2 separate regions of the Homo sapiens genome follow, and region 1 is linked to region 2. A link is a loop called in an ENCODE intact Hi-C map of the cell type or tissue named here. Cell type or tissue: mammary epithelial cell. All regions are shown on one strand. Each heading gives the region's core, and the rest is flanking DNA. Links, peaks and the distances in the headings are about the cores only. Region 1 overlaps GNG7 (G protein subunit gamma 7). Region 2 overlaps GNG7 (G protein subunit gamma 7).

The links. Peaks named below come from ENCODE experiments on the same cell type or tissue, not always from the same donor. Only the 100,000 strongest peaks of a DNase experiment are listed, where the experiment ranks them.
Region 1: a loop joins it to region 2, with 2.8 times the contacts of the local background. A loop is called at or near these places in 19 of 110 quality-filtered maps.

What each region holds. Positions count from the first base shown.
Region 1 is chr19:2,618,940-2,629,130 of GRCh38, forward strand. The region is part of intron 2 of GNG7 (G protein subunit gamma 7); the gene reads right to left. Among named protein-coding and RNA genes, the nearest start is that of MIR7850, 6.7 kb to the right of the region's middle. RefSeq lists enhancers at 232-526, 1,859-2,158, 3,038-3,237, 5,982-6,231, 8,042-9,241. In mammary epithelial cell, for the core only: a CTCF peak has its summit at 5,773; DNase peaks (open chromatin) are centred at 2,012 and 8,712; H3K27ac peaks cover 2,117 bases.
Region 2 is chr19:2,538,048-2,548,238 of GRCh38, forward strand. All of the region lies in intron 3 of GNG7 (G protein subunit gamma 7), which reads right to left. It also overlaps the pseudogene ELOCP28. Among named protein-coding and RNA genes, the nearest start is that of GADD45B, 67 kb to the left of the region's middle. RefSeq lists enhancers at 2,702-3,521, 3,522-4,341, 5,162-5,981, 5,616-5,675, 5,982-6,801 and 5 more and a silencer at 6,166-6,255. In mammary epithelial cell, for the core only: CTCF peaks have their summits at 2,903 and 5,671; DNase peaks (open chromatin) are centred at 2,914 and 5,694; H3K4me3 peaks cover 438 bases; H3K27ac peaks cover 2,552 bases.

The DNA.
Region 1 (10,191 bases), core at 797-8,796, 81 kb after region 2:
GGCTCTCAGTTTCTTGGTCTTTCTTTGGTATTTCCATGAACTTTTTTGTTTGTCTCTTTAAGAAAACGGTTACTATCCATGAAAAACAAACAAACAAAAAATGTCATTCTGGCTACCCTGAGAGCTTATAATTGCTATTTTAAAATGAATGAATACCTATTTGATTGACATTTTCTCAGTTTTGATTTCAAATTCAACAAATATCCGTAAGTAGAAGGCATATAAACAAAAGCTCCTTGGAATAATCGTCAGGACCAGAGAGTTTGAGAACCTTTGTCCTAAGCCAGGGGTTAGCTAACTACGGCCCCTGGACCACATCTAGCTGACTGTGTGTTTTTGTAAATAAAGTTTTATTGGCACACGGCCACACCCACTTGTTGACATATTGCTTGTGGTGGCTTTCCCGCTACAATGGCAGGCAGAGACTGTCCAGCCTGCAAAGGCTAAAACATTTGCCATCTGGATCTCTGCAGAAAAGTTTGCTACCCCAGGCCTCGCACATAGTAAGTTCATAGCAAGTATTTGTTTATAGTAAGGCTGAGCCCTAATCAGGGTGAAGGGCAAGGTCAGACATCGGAGGACCACTGAAATGTCCATTCTGTCCCACCTGGTACAGCAAACGCCACCATGGAGCAGGACTCAGCCATGAAAAGGAACAAGGCTCTGATGCCGGCCACAGTGTGGATGGACCTTGAGGACATCACACTCTATGAAAGGAGCCAGAGACAGAGGGCCACGCAGTGTGTGATCCCATTTCTACGAAATGTCCAGGACAGGCCCATCCATGGGGACAGGGAGGGGATGCGTGTGTGGCAGGGCTGCCGGGGGGAGATGGGGAGTGACTGCTCATGGGGGACAGGGCTTCTTTTGGGGGTGATAGGATGTTCCGGAATTAGATAAAGGAGATGGTTGCACAACTCTGTGAATGTAAAAACCGCTGAGCTGCACATTTTTAAAGGGTGAGTTTTACGCTGTGTCAGTTATATCTCAATAAAGCTAATCCTAGCATTTTGGGAGGACGAGGGGGGGGCGCGGATCACCTGAGGTCGGGAGTTCAAGACCAGCCTGACCAACATAAAGAAACCCCGTCTCTACTAAAAATACAAAATTAGCCAGGCATGGTGGTGCGCGCCTGTATTCGCAGCTACTTGGGAGGCTGAGGCAGGAGAATTGCTTGAACCCGGGAGGTAGAGGTTGCAGGTTGCAGTGAGCCGAGATCGCGCCATAGCACTCCAGCCTGGGCAACAAGAGCAAAACTCTGTCTCAAAAACAGAAAAGAAAAGAGGAGAGGGGAGGGGAGGGGAGGGGAGGGGAGGGGAGGGGAGAGGAGAGGACCCTGTAGAATGAAAGAAAGGCAGATCCCCCTGCACCCTGGCTACAGGCCGTCGTCCCGACCCCTCTCTCTGCAGGCAGGTCACTGCCCCCCTCACAAACCTCTGTCCTGATCCCCCAACCCACACACCAGAGCTGGGCCCATGCACCGGGAAACCTGCCACCCCAGGGGCCACTCCAGTCTCAGACCAACAGGATATTAAAAAAGGCGAAACCTCAGAACCGTTTCCTATCGAAACCAATTAGAAAGCTCTTGGGTATGAGTCCAATGTTTTCAAGCAACTAAAGGCAAAAGAGAAGATTTTCAACGAAACATCCCAGCTGGGGGTGAGCTTCTTAGGGTCCTGTCATCGGCCACCCTAGAGGGACCTAGGGGTGAGCTTATGCCGTCAGCACCCCCAGCCAACGTGGGTCGGCCAGTTAGCTGGGCGTGGTGTTGTGCGCCTGTAATCCCAGCTACTTGGGAGGTTGAGGCAGGAGAATTGCTTGAACCCGGGAAGTGGAGGTTGCAGTGAGCCGAAATCGTGCCATTGCACTCTGGCTCCGGGCAACAGAGCAAGACAGCTCTGTGCAGAGAACAGACTCCTGCGGTGGAAATGCTGGCTGCCTTTGAGGCTGGGTTCTGTGACCTTGGGTTTCCCAGCCTGAGCTTCCAGTTTCATTTATAAAAGGGGTGACGTGGCCGCCTTCCTGCAGGCGCTCTGAAGGTGGCAGATTACACAGAGGTGGTACGACTCATACAGGTTTCTGCAAACGGGGGCCCCATCAACAGTCACCTTTCCTTAGCACAGCGCCTTCCTCCTGGGGTGACCTCGCCCCTTCCTGCACACCCCAGGAGCTTCCTGAGACCTGAGTAAAGCTCACTTCCCTTGCAAGGGGTTTAGTGACGTCCCTTCAAAATTCTTGTCCACGGGGAACCTCGGAAAATGACTGTTACGGACTAATTGCATTTGCTTAAAACTTATGTTGAAGCTGGATGTGGTGGTCCACACCTGTGGTCCCAGCTACTCGGGAAGCTGAGGCGGGAGGATTGCTTGAGCCCTAGGATTTCAGGGCTGCAGTGAGCTATGATGCTGCCACTGCACTCCAGCCTGTGCAACACAGCAGCAAGACTCCAGACACAAAAAATTAATTAAAGAAAAATGGCTGGGCACAGTGGCTCACTCCTGTAATCCCAGCACTTTGGGAGGCCGAGGTGGGCAGATCACCTGAGATAAGGAGTTCGAGACCAGCCTGACCAACATGGACAAACCTCATCTCTACTAAAAACACAAAGTTAGCCGGGCGTGTTGGTGCGCGCCTGTAATCCCAGCTACTCGGGAGGCTGAGGCAGGAGAATTGCTTGAACCTGGGAGGCAGAGGTTGCAGTGAGCCAAGATGGCACCACTGCACTCCAGCCTGGGTGACAGAGCAAGACCTCATCTAAAACAAACAAACAAACAAACAAACAAAAACAAAGAAGGAGACACAGAGAGACAGCAGAAAACAGAAGCAGAGACTGGAGCAATTCGACGGTAAGCACAAGCCAGGTTTGCCAGAGCCCCCAGAAGCCAGAGGACGCGGAAGGATCCTCTCCTGTAGCGCCCAGGGGAGCACAGCTCTGCAGACAGCTTGGTTTAGTACTTCTGCCCTCCAGAACCGTGAGAGGACACACGTCTGCGGATTGATACTTCCGGGTCTGTGGTCACCTGTTATGGCAGCCACAAGAGGCTCGTCTGCCCCTTTTCTCTCCCCTTCCTTCATGCTGATCACCACGGAGGAGTGAGTTCGATTCCCTCTGCCTGCCCAAAACCCTCATCAACTTTTTTTTTTTTTCTCTCTCTTTTGAGACGGAGTCTTGCTCTGTCACCCAGGCTGGAGTGCAGTGGCGAGATCTCGGCTCACTGCAAGCTCTGCCTCCCGGGTTCACGCCATTCTCCTGCCTCAGCCTCCTGAGTAGCTGGGACTACAGGCGCCCGCCACCACACCCGGCTAATTTTTTGTATTTTCAGTAGAGACGGGGTTTCACCATGTTAGCCAGGATGGTCTCGATCTCCTGACCTTGTGATCCGCCTGTGTCGGCCTCCCAAAGTGCTGGGATTACAGGCATGAGCCACCGCGCCCGGCTCCTGGTGGTTTTTAAGCTTGCAAAGGGTGCGGGATAAGCCCTGCAGAAGTCAATGGTCAGTAATGAGGGCTGGGGATTCAGCCCATCTCCAGGGAAAGCCCCCGAAACTGGCAACACCAGCTGCTTCCGGGAAGGGGAACCCAATGCGAGCAACGCGGCAGAGAGGGGGCTTCCGGGAAGGGGAACCCAACGCGAGCAACGCGGCAGAGAGGGGGGCTTCCGGGAAGGGGAACCCAACGCGAGCAACGCGGCAGAGAGGGGGGCTTCCGGGAAGGGGAACCCAACGCGAGCAACGCGGCAGATAGGGGGCTTCCGGGAAGGGGAACCCAATGCGAGCAACGCGGCAGAGAGGGAGGCTTCCGGGATGGGGAACCCAATGCGAGCAACGCGGCAGAGAGGGAGGCTTCCGGGATGGGGAACCCAATGCGAGCAACGCGGCAGAGAGGGGGCTTCCGGGAAAGGGAGCTCAATGCGAGAGCAACGTGGCAGAGAGGAGGGCTTTGTTTTCACTTTCACCGTGTATCATTTATACCACTAGAGCTCTGACACCCCGGGCACGGCCACTGATAGAAAACATTGGTCCTTCTTCCTGGGGGTGTGTGGCCAAGTGAGGGTGGGTGAGGGAGAAGCCACTTTCCGGCTAAGGTCCTCAACACCCAGGCTCAGTCTGAGCTCTTCTGTGTCCCAGGAGGCAAAAAGGTGACCACAGGTTGGGCTGTAGTATCAAACCCAGAACAAACGGGGTGTTCCAAGCCTGGGCAACATAGCCAGACCCCATCTCTACAAAAAAATAATTAGCCAGGCGTGGTGGTGCACCTGTAGTCCCAGCTACTTTGGAGGCTGAGATGGGAGGATCGCTTGAGCATGGGCATTTGAGGCTGCAGTGAGCTGTGATCGTGCCACTGCACTCCAGCCTGGGCAACAGAGCAAGACCAGGTCTCAAGAAAACAAATAAACAAGGTGTTCCTTACCCAAAGGAATTGCAAGGAGGGGCTCGGACAGATACTTGTACTGTTCACTCATGTTCACAGCACCCAAAAGGTGGAAGCAATCAATCCAAGCGTCCATCAACAGATGGACAGATAAACAGCATGGTGCATCTGTATGATGGAATATTACTCAGCCATGAAAAGGAAGGGAATCCCAACACAGGCTGCAACACGGATGCACCTTGAGGACGTCACGCTCAGTGAGAGAACCCAGACACAAAAAACCAAATTGGCCAGGTGTGGTGGCTCACGCCTTTAATCCCAGCACTTTGGGAGGCCAAGGCAGGTGGATCACTTGAGGTCAGGAGTTGGAGACCAGCCTGGGCAATGTGGTGAAACCCCATCTCTACTAAAAATACAAAAATTAGCCGGGCATAGTGGCAGGTGCCTGTAATTCCAGCTACTCAGGAGGCTGAAGCAGGAGAATTGCTTGAATCTGGGAGGCGGAGGTTGCAGTGAGCCGAGGTCGCACCGCTGCACTCCAGCCTGGGCCACAGAGCGAGACTGCATCTAAAAGAAAAGGACAAATCTTGTGTGACTGCACGCCTAGGAGGTCCCTAGAGCCGTCAGATTCACAGAGACAGTCCATCTGTTGATGGACGCTTGAGTTGCTTCCACCTTTTGGCTGCTGTGAACATGAGCGAACAGTACAAGGGAAGCAGGATGGGGGGTGCCAAGGGCTGGGAAGGGGACGGGGAGCAAGTGTTTCACGGGGACAGAGATTCAGTCTGGGAAGATGGAAAGTTCTGGAGATGACGGTGGTGATGGGTGCAGCACCATGCAAATGTGCTTAATGCCACTGAACTGAGCCCTTAGAAATGGCTAAGATGGTAAATACTATGTTTCATATATTTTACCACAATTAAAAAAAGAAAGAAAGGGCCGGGCGCGGTGGCTCACGCCTGTAATCCCAGCACTTTGGGAGGCCGAGGTGGAAGGATCACGAGGTCAGGAGATCGAGACCATCCTGGCTAACATGGTGAAACCCCGTCTCCAATAAAAATACAAAAAAAATTAGCCGGGCGTGGTGGTGGGCGCCTGTAGTCCCAGCTACTCCGGAGGCTGAGGCAGGAGAATGGCGAGAACCCGGGAGGCGGAGCTTGCAGTGAGCCGAGATTGTGCCACTTAACTCCAGCCTGGGAGACAGCGAGACTCCGTCTCAAAAAAAAAAAAAAAAAAGAAAAAGAAAAAAAGAAAAGAAAGAAAGAAAGGTGCTCCAGTGGCTCTCAGGCAGAGCTCCACCTCTGTCTGGTTGCCGGTGGTGCCACAGCACAGCAGGCCTCTCGTCTCCGGAGCAGTGACTGTGACCTGTTGCCAGCCCTGGCGGCTATTCCTAGCAGCTCCTGACCTGCAGGAGGCTGAGCCCAGCAGTGCCTTCTGGGAAGGAGGGAAGGAGGGAGGCTTTCTGGTAATTACCCCCAGGCAGAGGGCAGGCGGGCACAGGGGCCCGAGCCCCTCCAGCCCATCCCACAGGCTCCAGGGTGTTTACTGAGCTTGCAGAATTCCACGCTGTGGGCTGGGCCACTCCTGCCCTGAGACAGGAAGACAAGGTCAGCTCAGGGCACAGAAGCCATCTCCTGGCTGTCACCTTTCCTTGTGGGTGCAGAGCCGGACCCCAGGCAGGGGTGGACGCCTGTGGTTTACCTCCCTGGGGGCTCGGGCCCTGTGCCGAGGGTGCATGTGTTGTCCCCTGGGGCCTCTAGACCTCTTCCTTTCTTTTGAGACAAGATCTTGCTCTGTCGCCAGGCTGGAGTGCAGTGGTGCGATCTCAGCTCACTGCAACCTCCGCCTCCCGGGTTCAAGCAATCCTCCTGCCTCAGCCTCCCGAATAGCTGGGAATACAGGTGCACACCACTGCACCCGGCTAATTTTTAAAAATTTTTTTGTAGACAAGGGGGTCTCACTCTTTTACTGAGCCTGGTCCTGAATCCTGGCCTCAAGCAATTCTCTCACTTCAGCACCCCAAAGCACTGGGATTATAGGTGTGAGCCACTGTGCCCAGCCAGGGTTTTTATTTTTATTTTTTGCAGAAATAGAGGGGGGTCTCTGTTGCCCAGGCTGGTCTCAAACTCCCGGCCTCAAGCGATCTTCCCATGTCGGCCTCTGAAAGTGCTGGGATTACAGGCGTGAGCCACTGCTCCCAGATTAGCCAGACTTCTCTCTTCTCCTCGGTCACGGGGATCAGGAAGCAGAGAACCAAGGTTCTGCCACCAACTTGTAGAAGGGCCATGGGTCACCCATGCCCCTCCCAGTGTTTCCATGGTTGCCAGGGAAGCCAGTGAAGGGCAGAGTCTTTGGGGAGGAGGAAGCTGGGTCAGAGAGGAGATGAGGGTGTGAGAGGGTGAGCAGGTAGCGCCCTCACCGTGCTGGGCACAAGACAAGGACTTCAGAGCTGATTATTTTGGTTTTGGGGTTTTTTGTTTGTTTTTGTTTTTGTTTTGTTTTTGAGGCGGAGTCTCACTCTGTCGCCCAGGCTGGACTGCTCACTGATGCTCACCGCAACTCCGCCTCCCGGGTTCAAGCGATTCTCCTGCCTCAGCCTCCCAAGTAGCTAGGATTACAGGCGCCCACCACCACGCCTGGCTAATTTTTGTATTTTTAGTAGAGATGGGGTTTCACTATGTTGGCCAGGCTGGTCTCGAACTCCTGACCTCAGGTGATCCACCCGCCTCGGCCTCCCAAAGTGCTGGGATGACAGGCGTGAGCCATGGCGCCCGGCCTGATTATTTCATTTACTCCCTGCAGCAACCCTGGACTGCAGGGGTGGTGATCACCCCCCATTTTACCAAACAGAAGCAGAGAGTGACCGCGGGTGCCCACCTGACCCCGTGTCTCCAGCGGGAACGTGAAGCTGATGCTGCTCCCGCCCCAGGCCTGAAGCCGGCCCCCTGCCCCAAACCAGCCTGACCAGCGGCACCGTGGAAACCCACCGGGATCTCTGCCACCCACAGGAGGCTGGGGCATCTCTCACCCCCTCTGTGCCTCAGTTTCCTAATCTGTCACACAGGGAGGCTGGACCCAAACCAATTGATTGTTGTCATGGGTGGAGCCGGAACCCGCTATGGCTCCCTCCTGCCCTCGGGATAAAATGCAGCCTCTGCCGTGCGGCCTCCTCACTCCCTCCCTCTCACCTTTTCAAGGTCCTGGAACCATCTCTGCACCTGTATCCCCCACCCCACCTGTCACCTTCAGGGCACTAGCAACACTCAACTCATGTCACTTCCTCCAGGAAGCCCTCCCTGAATTCCCGAACAAAGCTCCTGGTGTGGGCACCTGCTTTCACTCTTGGGCGGTGTTGTCTTCATCGGTTCACTCAATCAGGGTCTCAACTGGGGTAATTCTGTCCCCTCAGGGGACACTGGGCGGTGTCGGGGGACATCTGTAATTGTCATGACGGAGGGAAGTGGGACCTTCCCTGACTAATATTCCCTCACATCGGTCCATGCTCCTGGCATGGAGTGGGTGGAGGCCAGGGATGCTGCTCAGCACCCTGCAGTGCCCAGGACGGCCTCACCCCAGAGAACAGTCCAGTGTCAGTGTCCACAGTGCCCAGGGGGAGAGACCTGCTTTAATTATTTGGGAATAAACTGAGTGTCCTCCCTACTCACACCAGACACTGGAATAAACTCCAGATGGAGCAGACGGCATAAACCCGGGAGCCCCAGCTCCTGGGACTCATCTCCTCTCTCTCTTCCCACTCAGGTGTGGATTTCAATGTGTGCAGCCTCCTGGGACCTCCGCAGGGCAGAGGATCATGGGATGCAGAATCTCTTGGGGTCTGTGGAATCTTCTATCCCAGAGGGTCTCAACCAAGGTGTTTCTGTCCCAGGGGACGCTGGGTGATGTCTGGGGATATTTGTGGTTGTCATGACTGGGGGTGCTCCTGGCATGGAGTTGGTGGAGGCCAGGGACACTGTCAGCACCCTGCAGTGCCCAGGATGACCCACCCCAGAGAACGATCCACCTCACATGTTAAATGGCGGTAAGGGGGTGAACCCACCCCCTGCATGGCTCCAGGGGCACCCAGAGTGGGGCCCCAGCCCTGTGGCCGCCTCTCCTCCCACTTCCTCCGGGCGCCTGTCCTCTGCACCTGCATCCTCTGGCCCTGGCTCCCTTCAGAGCTGGTCACAGCTGGCAGCCCGCGTGCTGTAAACACCCACCCAGGCGTGCCAGCCAGACCTGGCTTTCTGTCACTCCCGGCTGATTCTGAATTCCCAGTCTCACATGGGCCAGAGGGTGACTGGCTCGAGACTTGCCTCTCATTACGAGCAAAGCTCTGATTCAGCCGGAATATTAGTCAGGGTACAGCATGTCACATTCCAGGAGGCTGATCAGCTCCGACCTCAACACCGGCAGCTGACTCAGCCCGGGGAGTTGCATGTGCTGACTACTCCTTCTGAGCCTCACAGTTATGTTCTCGAGATTTCACTCAGTGTCCTATGGTGTCACTGGTCCTGGTCGCAGACACAGACTCACCTGTGTGCAGGAGGTCAGGTGAGGATCGGTCCCAGCACCTTCATTCTTTGTTTCTTTCACTCACTCAGTAAACATCTGGTGAAGACTTGGACCAGATCCCTGATCTTAATGAAGGAGGTGACGGTCCGGCCCAGGTGACAGGCACAGTTAATGTGATGATCACAACACAGTTGCCATGTGACCCTGGGCACGTCAGCCCCTCTCAGCTACTGTTTTCTCCTATGTGAAGTGGAGATCATTATCTCAATCTCAACATGGCAAACAACACGGCAAGTGTATGAGTCAGCTACTGCTGAGTAACAACAGCGGCAACAAAGACACCATTTGCCATCTCACAACTTCTGTGTGTCAAGAGTCTGGCTTAACTGGGTCCCCCGCTCAGAGTCTTATAAGCCTAAAATCAAGGTATGGGCTGGGCCGAGTTGTCATCTGGAATTTGGGGTCCTCTTCTGAGCTAGTTTGGTTATCGGCAGAATTCATTTCCTTGCAGCTCTAGGAATGAGGTCCCTGTTTACCTACTGGCTGTTGGATGTGAGTGCTCTGAGCCCCTAGAGGCTACTCTCAGGTGTCTGCCACATGGACCCTCCACAGGCAGCTCACGACATAGCTGTTTGCTTTCTTTAAGGCAAGAAACCCCTTCCCTTTCTCTCTTTCTTTCAACTGTGGTGTGTGTGTGTGTGTGTATATATATATATAACATAAGACGGATCATCTTAACCACGTTTATGTGTACGGTTCAGTGATGTTAAGTATACTCACACTGCTGTGCAATGGCTCTCCAGAACCTTCCATCTTGTAAAACTGAGACACTGTATCCACTGAACAACAGCTCCCCTCTTCCCTCCCCCAGCCCCTAGCACCCACCATTCTCCCTTCTGTCTCTCTGAATTTGACACCTCGGGATGTGCTTCTGGTCTCTTTTATGGGCTCACCTGATGAGGTCAGGCCCACCCAGGATGTCTCCTTTTTGATGAGCTCAGGTCAACTGACTAGGAATCTTCGTCGCATCTGCAAAATCCCTTTACCGAACACACGACCTAACTGCATTAACCTAACCACTGGAGTGACACCCCATCGTATTCGCAGGTCCAGCCCATCCTCAAGTGCAGGGGATTAGATAAGATGTGGGCACCAGGCGGTGGGGGTCTTGGGCGCCATCTTGGAATTCTGCCTAGGACTGTAGCTGTAAAAGACATGGTGGCCATTGCTGCTGTAGGTGCCATTAGTAGGAAACACACACAAAGTGGCCCCCAAGGAGCACGTACTATGCATCAGGCTCTGTGCAAG
Region 2 (10,191 bases), core at 931-8,930:
GCCTGGACAACAGAGCAAGACTCTCTCTCAAACAAAACAAAACAAAACAAAACAAAACAACAATGAATGGAGAGGAGAAAAGCTGCAGTGGCTACGGAGGCCCTGATGCCATGGATGGTAAACTGGTATCTTCTGACGATGATGACTTTATTGTAAAAAGAGAACATACACGAGCATCAGGAATAAGGAAAGCCGTGCTGAGTGGCCCAGGTCAGTCTGCTGAGAATGAAACCGACCAGGTCAATTTTAGAGAGATCCCTCCACGATGCTATCCAAAGCATGCGTCAGGCCATCAGCAGTGGTGGTGACTCATGCCTGTGATCCTACCACTTTGGGAGGCCAAGGCTGGAGGATCATTTGAGGCCAGGAGTTTGAGACCAGCCTGGGCAACATAGTGAGACCCCCGTCTCTGCAAAAAAAAAAAAAAAAAAAAATTAGCCTGGCATGGTGGTGCACACCTGTAGTTCCAGCTACCCGGGAGGCTGAGGCAGGAAGACTGCTTGAGCCCAGGAGTTGGAAGCTGAAGTGAGCTATGATTGCACCGCTGCACTCCAGCCTGGGCAACAGAGCAAGACCCTGTCTTTAAAAAAACACAATAGAAAGGCATGCATATATTTTACTTACAAGGTTCACTACTCTAACAGCTCCACTGAGATTCCTGAATTCCTCACTGCATTGGAAGTGCTGATGGCTTCAGACTTCCTAGATATATATATTTTTCTTTTTTTTCTTTTTTTTTGAGACGGAGTCTCACTCTGTCTCCCAGGCTGGAGTGCAGTGGCGCAATCTCAGCTCACTGCAAACTCTGCGTCCTGGGTTCAAGCCATTCTCCTGCCTCAACCTCCCGAGTAGCTGGGATTACAGGCGCCCGCCACCATGCCCGGCTAATTTTTTTTTGTATTTTTAGTAGAGACAGGGTTTCACCGTGTTAGCCAGGATGGTCTCGATCTCCTGACCTCATGATCTGCCCACCTCGGCCTCCCAAAGTGCTGGGATTACAGGCGTGAGCCACGGCACCCAGCCCTAGATTGTTAAATAAATTATAATAAACTGTTAACTAATTTAGGTATTTAATACTTGTAGTTTAGTTAGTAATTTTTCATATATTGCATGTTCCTGTAAACAAATGAACTATAAACTGCGTTGCAAAGCAGATTATCTTCTGTTTTTTCCTTGCATAGTAATCAGAATTGAAATTTGTTTGTGACGACAATAAATTAAGGATATTTTCACAAACTGAGAAATAAACATATATACCAACTTTTTTTTTTTTTTTGGATGGTGTTTCCCTCTTGTCACCCAGGCTGGAGTACAAAGGCGTGATCTCGGCTCACTGCAACCTTTGCTTCCTGATTCAAGCGATTCTCCTGCCTCAGCCTCCCGAGCAGCTGGGATTACAGGTGTCCGCCACCACGCCTGGCTAATTTTTGTATTTTTAGTAGAGACGGGGTTTCACCATGTTGGCCAGGCTGGTCTCGAACTCCTGAACTCAGGTGATCTGCCCGCCTCGGCCTCCCAAAGCGCTGGGATTACAGGCGGGAGACACTGCGCCCGGCCATAAGCTCAATTTTAGACACATACGATATCCAATGGGGGATGGACACACACCTGACACGGTCCCAGTGGAGCCCTGAATGGACCTCTGTGCTGGAGGCTGGGTGTCGTCCCTCCCCCAGCTGCCCTGTCTCATTGGCCAAAGGGTTTAGGGAGAACAACCTAGAGGCCTTGCTCATCCAGTGGCCTAAAGTTCTGCATTCTAAATACACACCATCGCAGGAACTCACACCTCTCCTTTCTCCTTCCTGCCTCCCTCCCTTCTTCTTTCTCTCTCCCTCTCCTTCCTTCCTTCCTCCTTCCCTCCCTCCCTCTTTCTCTTTCTTTCTTCTCTCTCCCTCTCCTTCCTGCCTTCCTTCCTTCCTCCCTCCCTCCTTCTCTCTCTCTTTCCTTCCTTTTTTCTTTCTTCTTTCTTTCTCTTTCTCTCTGGCTCTCCCTCCCTCCCTCCCTCCCTTCCTTCCCTCCTCCCTCCCTCTCTCTCTCTCTCTGTTTCTTTCTCAATTTCTTTCTTTTCTTTTCTCCTTCCTTCCTTCCGTCTCTCTCTCTCTTTCTTTCTTTTTCTTCTCTGAGAAGGGGTCTTACTCTGTTGCCCAGGCTAGAGTACAGTAGTGTGATCCCACCTCACTGAAAACTTGAACTCCTGGGCCTAAGCCGTTCTCCTGCCCCAGCCTCCCAAGTAGCTGGGACCACAGGCACACACCACCATGCCCCCCTAATTTTTTAATTTTTTGTAGAGATGGGGGTCTCACTATGTTGTCCAGGCTGGTTTTGATCTCCTGGCCTCCGGTGATCCTCCTGCCTCAGCCTCCCAAAGTGCTGGGATTACAGACGGAGCCTCCACACTCGGCCTGTGCTCTAAGACTGATTCTTGCCGGGACCCTTAGCCCGACGGCGTGCCCAGCCTGTGCAGAGGGTGGGTGCGTGGGCCCCTGCTCGGGGGTGGGTGGGCTGAATCCAGGTGTCCTGGGCTGTAAAGCCAAGAAGCAGACAGCAGGCCTGGGGTGGTTGGAGATTTTGCGGGGACCCTGGGGGCGCTGAGGCTGGAGCATCCCGAGAAGTCCAAACCTGCCTGGCCTGTCTCTGCCGAGCAGACAGCGAGGCCCGCCGGGCAGCGGGACAGACTGGCTTCCCTCCTCCCGGGGAGACCTGCCGGAGCAAACCCAGCTCCTTTTTTAGGTCTGTGATGCCACGGCCACTCTTGGAGGTGTTTTCCAGCTGCACAGGAAGCCGTGACAGCGAGACCCAGAGAGGCTGGCGGTGGCTCTGAATTCCAAGCATAGTTCTCATAGTTGGGAAAGTGCCACTCCCGGCTCGATAAACCGACCAGGAGCCGCCGCCGCCAGGGCCATCTTCTCACCAGCAGGGAGAGAGCATGCAGCCGGTGGAGGCTTCTGAGAGCTGGCCGGGGCGGCCTGCGTAAAAGGACAGGAATGTCAAGAATGCACCCGGCCTGGCAGAGACAGGGACTTTACCGAGCGGCTCCTGGGCCTGGCGGCCAGAGAGGCGAGGGAGCGGGAGCTACCGAGGGTTCCTCCATCGGCAGGGAAGGTCCTGAGTCCCCCAGACCCTGTTAAAAGAGGCTGATCAGGTTGGGTGCGGTGGCTCGTGCCTGTAATCCCAGCACTTTGGGAGGCTGAGTCAGGAGAATTGCTTGAGGCCAGGAGTTCAAAGCCAGCCTGGGGCAACACAGTGAGACCCTGTCTCTAAAATAAAAAAATAAAAATAAATGTTCTTGGGGAAGCGAAGCCGAATTTCAGGAGAACATAATGAGGGTGCAGTGAGCTGGGATGGCACCACTGCACTCCAGCCTGGGCAATACAGCGAGACCCTGCCTCTAAGTAAAAAAATCAAGGCCGGGGGCAGTGGCTCACGCCTGTAATCCCAGCAGGTTGGGAGGCCGAGGTGGGTGGATCACGAGGTCAGGAGTTCGAGACCAGCCTGGCCAAGATGGTGAAACCCCGTCTCTACTAAAAATACAAAAAACAAAAAAATTAGCCTGGCATGGTGGTGGGCACCTGTAATCCCAGCTACTCAGGAGGCTGAGGCAGGAGAATCGCTTGAACCTGGGAGGCGGAGGTTGCAGTGAGCCGAGATCACGCCACTGCACTCTAGCCTGGGCGACACAGCAAGACTCCATCAAAAAAAAAAAAAAAAATTAAAAGGTAAGCTGGGTGTGGTCGCACAAGCCTGTAGTCTCAGCTACTCCGGGAGGCTGAGGCGGGAGGATGGCTTGAGGCCAGGAGTTTGAGGTTGCAGTGAGCTAGGGTTTCACCATTGCACTCCAGACTGGGGGACAAAGTGAGACTCTGTCTCAAGAAAATAAAAATAAAATAAGAAAGGCTGATCAGGGCCGAGGGCTGAGATGGGAAGAAATGGTGCTTCTGTACCCAGTGCTGCTGGGCCTCCTGTCTGGGGCTGGCTGCAGGGCGGCCCTTCCAAAGAGCTCCCTGTGGCAGGTGCACAGTCGGGCCTTGGCTAGGCTCATGGGAGGCAGCGCTGTGTGTTCTTTTTTTTTTTTTTTTTTTTTTTTTGAGATGGAGTCTTGCTCTGTCACCCAGGCTGGAGTGCAATGGCGTGATCTCGGCTCACCGCAACCTCCGCCTCCCAGGTTCAAGTGATTCTCCTGCCTCAGCCTCCCGAGTAACTGCGATTACAGGCGCTCACAACCACATCCAGCTAACTTTTGTATTTTTTAGTCGAGACGGGGTTTCACCATGTTGCCCAGGCTGGTCTTGAACTCCTGGCCTCAAGCAATCCACCCACCGCGGCCTCCCAAAGTGCTGGGATTACAGGTGCGAGTCACCGCGCCTGGCCTGGGGTGGGTTTTTTCATTTGTGCACTGAATGTTTATTACTGACAGCCAGCAAGGAAAGGGGGACTGCGCCCTACGACTGCAAGGAAGTGAATTCAGGAAGAACCTGAATGAGCTGGGGACGACAACTGGAAGCTTCGCGTCAGACAGCAGGCGGCTCACGTTTCAGTTTCAGCCTGGGAGACCCTGGGCAGAGGACGTCATTGCACCATGACCTCCAGAACTGTAAGCTCAGGCAGGCGTGTTGCTCTAAGCCACCACATATGCAGTAGTTTCTTATGCAGTGTAAGGAGCTGATACGCAAGGCCAGGATGGGACTGGTTGGGGTCTCCAGGCTGGAGGGCCCCCCGGTGAGCAGGCATGGGGTCCCACAGCCCAGGACAGCTTCAGCTCTTATTTGCCATCTGCTGCTGCTAGGTGTTAGACGCTGGACTGAGCATGCTGCACACATCATCTCTGCTGTTTTCCTTTTTTTTTTTTTTTTTTGGTGGTTTTTGTTTTGTTTTGTTTTGTTTTTGAGGCAGAGTCTCGCTCTGTCACCCAGGCTGGAGTGCAATGACGCCATCTCGGCTCCCTGCAACCTCCGCCTCCCAGGTTCAAGTGATTCTCCTGCCTCAGTCTCCCGAGTAGCTGGGATTACAGGCATCCACCACCACACCAGGCTTATTTTTTATTTTTATTTTTTTGTAGAGACAGGGTTTCACCATGTTGGCCAGGCTGGTCTCAAACTCCTGATCTCAAGTGATCCACCTGCCTTGGCCTCCCAAAGTCCTGGGATTCCATGTATGAGACGCCGTGCCTGGCCTCCTTTTTTTTTTTTTTTTTGACACAGGGTCTTGCTCTGTCACCCAGGCTGGAGTGCAGTGGTGCAATCACAGCTCACTGCAGCCTTGACCTCCTGGCCTCCAGAGATCCTCCCACCTCAGCCTTCTGAGTAGCTGGGACTACAGGTGTGCACCACCATGCCCGGCTAATTTTTAATATTTTTTCTTTTAGAGCTGGGGCCTCACCGTATTGCTCAGGCCAGTCTCAAACTCCTGGGCTCAAGCAATCCCTCTGCTTCGGCCTCCCAAAGTGCTAGGATCCCGGGCATGAACCCCCGCTCCCGGCCTGCAATTTTTCTTTTCACAGCCCTGAGATGAGGGTGCAGCATTAAAACCCGTGCAGAGGGTGGCTGCTTCTCCATGAGCCGAGCAAACCGTCCTCCCATGGCTGCTTCCTGTAAACCGGCTCCTAAGGCCAGCGGGCGTTTGCTCTCCTGACGGCACAGGAAGTCAGGCTCAGCGAATTCCAGCTCAGAGCGGGCTCTGGCGGCTTCCAGGCAGCTCCACAATGAGGCGGCTGCGCTTTTCCAGTCTGCTCATCAAAGCAGAGCCAGCCTTGTGTGGCGCGGCGTGCCGGGGTGAGTCAGCCCCGGGGGAAGGTGGCCTTGAAGGCGGGAGGGGCGGCCGGCCTGCAGCAGCAACGTGAGAACAGAAGCAACCTTCATCTGGCTCTAAAACTTCCAGAACCAGTAGCTTTATAGCTCGCAGAGCTCCTGGACTCTTTCCTCCTGGGGGTCTGGCAATCCCCCACCTCTCACCCCTCCAAACCTCTGCCTGCCTCGAAAAAGGAAAGAAAAATAAACCCCAAGCAACAAAACCAGCAACCAGATTTGGCAGGAGGGGAGACAATGCTTGGAGTGGAAACGTCAGCCCTTCCCCGTGGAGGGATGACTGCTTCTGAGAACACAGTGTTCAGAGACAAGAGAGACAGGGTGTTATGTTTAGAGAGGAAAAGATCCAAACCCAAACAAAATGGAACAGTAGTTTGGGAGAGAAGAGAAGGCTCCGAGGCACTGTGAGGAACAAGTCGCCTTCGTACAGTGGCTGGGGCAGCTGGGTTTGCAGAGAGCTGTGTCCCTGGGCACCTGCGTCAATGTGCACATCTGCACGCCTGCTGTGGGCACGAGGGCCTCAGCCATGAGCACCCCCGGGAGCCATGAGGACCTCAGTGCATCTCACAGAAGCCCCTGAGGACAGTGTGCAGTGGCGCGATCTCGGCTCACTGCAACCTCCGCCTCCCGGGTTCAGGAGATTCTCCTGCCTCAGCCTCCTGAGTAGCTGGGGTTATAGGCGCCCCCCACCCCCACCACGCCCAGCTAATTTTTGCATTTTTAGTAGAGATGGGGTTTCACCATGTTGGCCAGGTTGGTCTCAAACTCCTGACCTCAGGTGATCTGCCCACCTTGGCCTCTCAAAGTGCTGGGATTTTAGGCATGAGCCACCGTGCTGGGCCAACAGTGGCTCTTAATTGGGGGGGTGGGTGATTCAGCCCCGCCAGGAAACCCTGGGCGATGCCTGAGACATCTGTGGTTGTCGGGGTTGGGGGAGCTCCTGGCATGGAGTGGGTGGAGGCCAGGGGCGCTGCTCAGCAACCGTAAGTGCCCAGCACAGCCTCACCCCAGAGAAGGATCTTACCCCACTGTCCACAGTGCTGAGGGAGAAGACCCTGAGTTAATTATTTGGGGAAAATGGGGTTCAATCCCTACCCACACTAGAATAAGCTCCCAACGGGATGGATGGTGTGAACCAGGGGGACCCCCAACTCCTGGGATTCACCTCCTCTCTCCCTCCCAGCTCGGTGTGGATTTCATTGTGTGCAGCCTCCTGGGACCTCAGCACAGCAGAGGATCATGGGACGCAGAGTCTCTTGGGGGTCCGTGGAATCCCCTATCCCTGGGGGTTTCACCTAGAGGTAATTCCGTCCCCCAGGGGACCCTGGGCGCTGTCTGGCGACATCTGTGGTTGTCGTAACTGGGGGGTGCTCCTGGCATGGAGTGGGTGGAGGCCAGGGATACTGCTCAGCACCCTGCAGTGCCCAGGACAGGCCCACCTCAGAGAACAATCTGGCCGCCATGTCTACAGTGCCTAGGGGACCCTGGTTTAGACTCTGCAGAAAGGTGCACACATAGGCCGGGCACGGTGGCTTATGCCTGTATTTCCAGCACTTTGGGAGACCGAGGCGGGCGGATCACTTGACGTCAGGGGTTCGAGACCAGCCTGGTCAACATAGTGAAACCCCATCTCTACTAAAAAAAAAATCAAAATTAGCTGGGCATGGTAGCGCATGCCTGTAATCCCAGCTACTCAGGAGGCTGAGGCAGGAGAATTGCCTGAACCTGGGAGGCAGAGGTTGCAGTGAGCCAAGATTGCGCCACTATACTCCAGCCTAAGCAACAAGAGCGAAACTGTCTTAAAAAAAAAAAAAAAAAAAAAAGGCCAGGTGCAGTGGCTCATGCCTGTAATACCAGCACTTTGGGAGGCTGAGGTGGGTGGATCACCTGAGATCAGGAGTTTGAGACCAGCCTGGCCAACACGGTGAAACCCCCTCTCTACTAAAAATACAAAAAAATTAGCCGTGAGTGGTGGTGGGCACCTGTAATGCCACTACTCAGGAGTCTGAGGCAGGAGAATTGCTTGAACCCGGGAGGTAAAGGTTGCGGTGAGCCAAAATCGCGCCACTGCACTCCAGCCTGGGCAACGGAGCGAGACTCTGCCTCAAAAACAAAACAAAACAAAACAAAACAAACAAACGAAAAAGAAAGGTGCACACAGCTTCCAGAGCGGACACAGGGCATCAGGGTGAGAAGGCACAGGGCAACGATCAGGCGTTGATGTGTCCCCTGGCAGCTGGGATGCAGGCCCCCCACGGCCTGCCATGTTCTCACCAGGACGCCAAAGAGGGGACCCACGCAGAGCCCGGGGAGCCCGACTGAAATGGAAACTTCAATACAAGAGACAGGTCTGAGACTGGCCACACCTGCTGCCCGCTCCACAGAACCCCAGGGCCCCCTCAGCAACCAGGGTCTGCATGCAGAGACCCTGCACCCAGCGTGGGCACCCACCCTGCACCTGCAGCCTCTCCAGGGCCAGGTCGCCCAGCAGGGCCTGGGAGGGCGGCTGTGTGTGGGGCCTTCCGTGCCAGCTCTGACCGTTGGTGGCTCTGTGACCTCAAGGCAGGGCCGTGGGGCCCAGGGCTGCGGGCGGGAGGGCCTCTGCCACATGGAAGGGAGGGCCGCACTGGCTGGAAAATAGTGCCTTGTGACTGTCCCTGTCAGTGTGGGCCCTTTGCTCTCAGGCTAAATCGGTCCCCGGGGCAGCTATATTTAGAAGGGGCTAAAGAGAGGGAATGAATGAGGTGCCCACGAGAAAGTGAAAAATAGACCAGCGGGGCAGGTCCCGCCGCTGCCTTCAGCCGGAGCTTGGAGCCTAAGAATGAGCCGGCTTGTTCAGACAAAGAGGCCGCGACGACAGAGGGTGACGCGCCGCCAGTGTGGGTTTGGTCGCCGCGGTGACGGGAGCAGGAGAAAAGAAAAGCTGCTCTCTGTCCACCCGGCGGTGGGGTCGGCGGGGGCGGGGGATGACCACGGTCATGTGAGAGTTTGCAAGCCCGGGAACCGGGGCCGGGCCAGGACACTGAACCCCGTGGCTCCTGTCACTCCAGTTCTGGGCTTCCCGGCTGAGGAAATGCTGTCACCCTGGCCCCGGGCCAGGGCAAGGGGCAGCGCCGGCCTCGTGACGGTGGTGCTCGGGAGCTGAAGGGCAGGAGGGTTAGGAAGAGAACAGAGGGCAGTACCGGGCCTTCCCACCTCAGCACAGGTGGGTCTTTCTCCACGCATGCCCCCCCCCCAGAAAACTCCTACACATCCTGCAAAGCCCCACCGATGTCATCCCCTCTGAGAAGCCCCTGATTGCAACCATCTATGCACAGCCAGGCTGCACTAAAACCCCTTCTCCGCACACTGGCAGCTCCCTGGACGTTCGTTGTGTCCTGTGACATTGTGGCTGCTGCACACGACCCATGTTTCTCATCTCACAGCTCTGGGCTCAGAGTCCAACATGGGCCTCACTGGTTTAAAATCAAGGCACAGGCAGGGCTGGTCCCTCCTGGAGGCTCCAGGGGAGAATCTCTTTCCCGCCTTTCGCCTAGAGGTGCCCGTATCCCTCGGCTCGGGACCCTTCCTCCCCCTTCACAGACACAGCACAGCCTCTTCAGTCTCTCTCTGACTCTCACCCTCCTGCCTCCTCTCGTGAGGATCCTGTGAGGTCACTGCGCCCCCCCACCCCGGATCATCCACGGTGGTGCTCTCATGACTCAGGTGGTCCTTCACTCAATCCCACCTGCAGAGTCCCTTTTTCCATGTGTGGTGACACAGCCACAGCTCCCAGGGATTAGGACATGGATGTCTTTGAGGCCTTTGTTCTGCCAACCCCAGCACATCCCAGACACTGGGTACCAAAGATGCCACTTGGATGGAAGGGGCTGGAGGCCATGGTGCAGGGAGTTCACAAAGGGTGTTACTTCCTGGAACCCACTCTGTTCCCAGGGCCGATCTCCTTCCCAGGACAGAGGCTCCCAGGCCCAGGCAGCCCTCGGATGTGAAGTGCCTGCCCCACCTCCATCCATAGCAGGTGCTGCTGCTGTGCATGGGCACACGTGGCCTGGTAGGCCCACCCCTCTGGGCTCTGCAGCAGGGGCCGGCCCGTCCGGGCACACACATGGCCAAGGATGGACCTCGAGCCTGGGGTTCTCTGCTGTGGCCCGTGGGCTCCAGGTCACATCATCAGAATGGCTAGAGGTCACCAGTATCATGTGTGACATCTCCAGGGCCACCCCACTCCAGCCCTGGTGTTGTTAGAAAGTCCCGGAAAACTACAGGCCCAGGGAGCTTCTCCCTGAGGGCTAGGGATCATTACGGATGTTTTCATGTTAACAATGGAAAACAAAAATCAAAAAACAAAAACCAGGTATGGTGGCTCACGCCTGTAATCCCAGCACTTTGG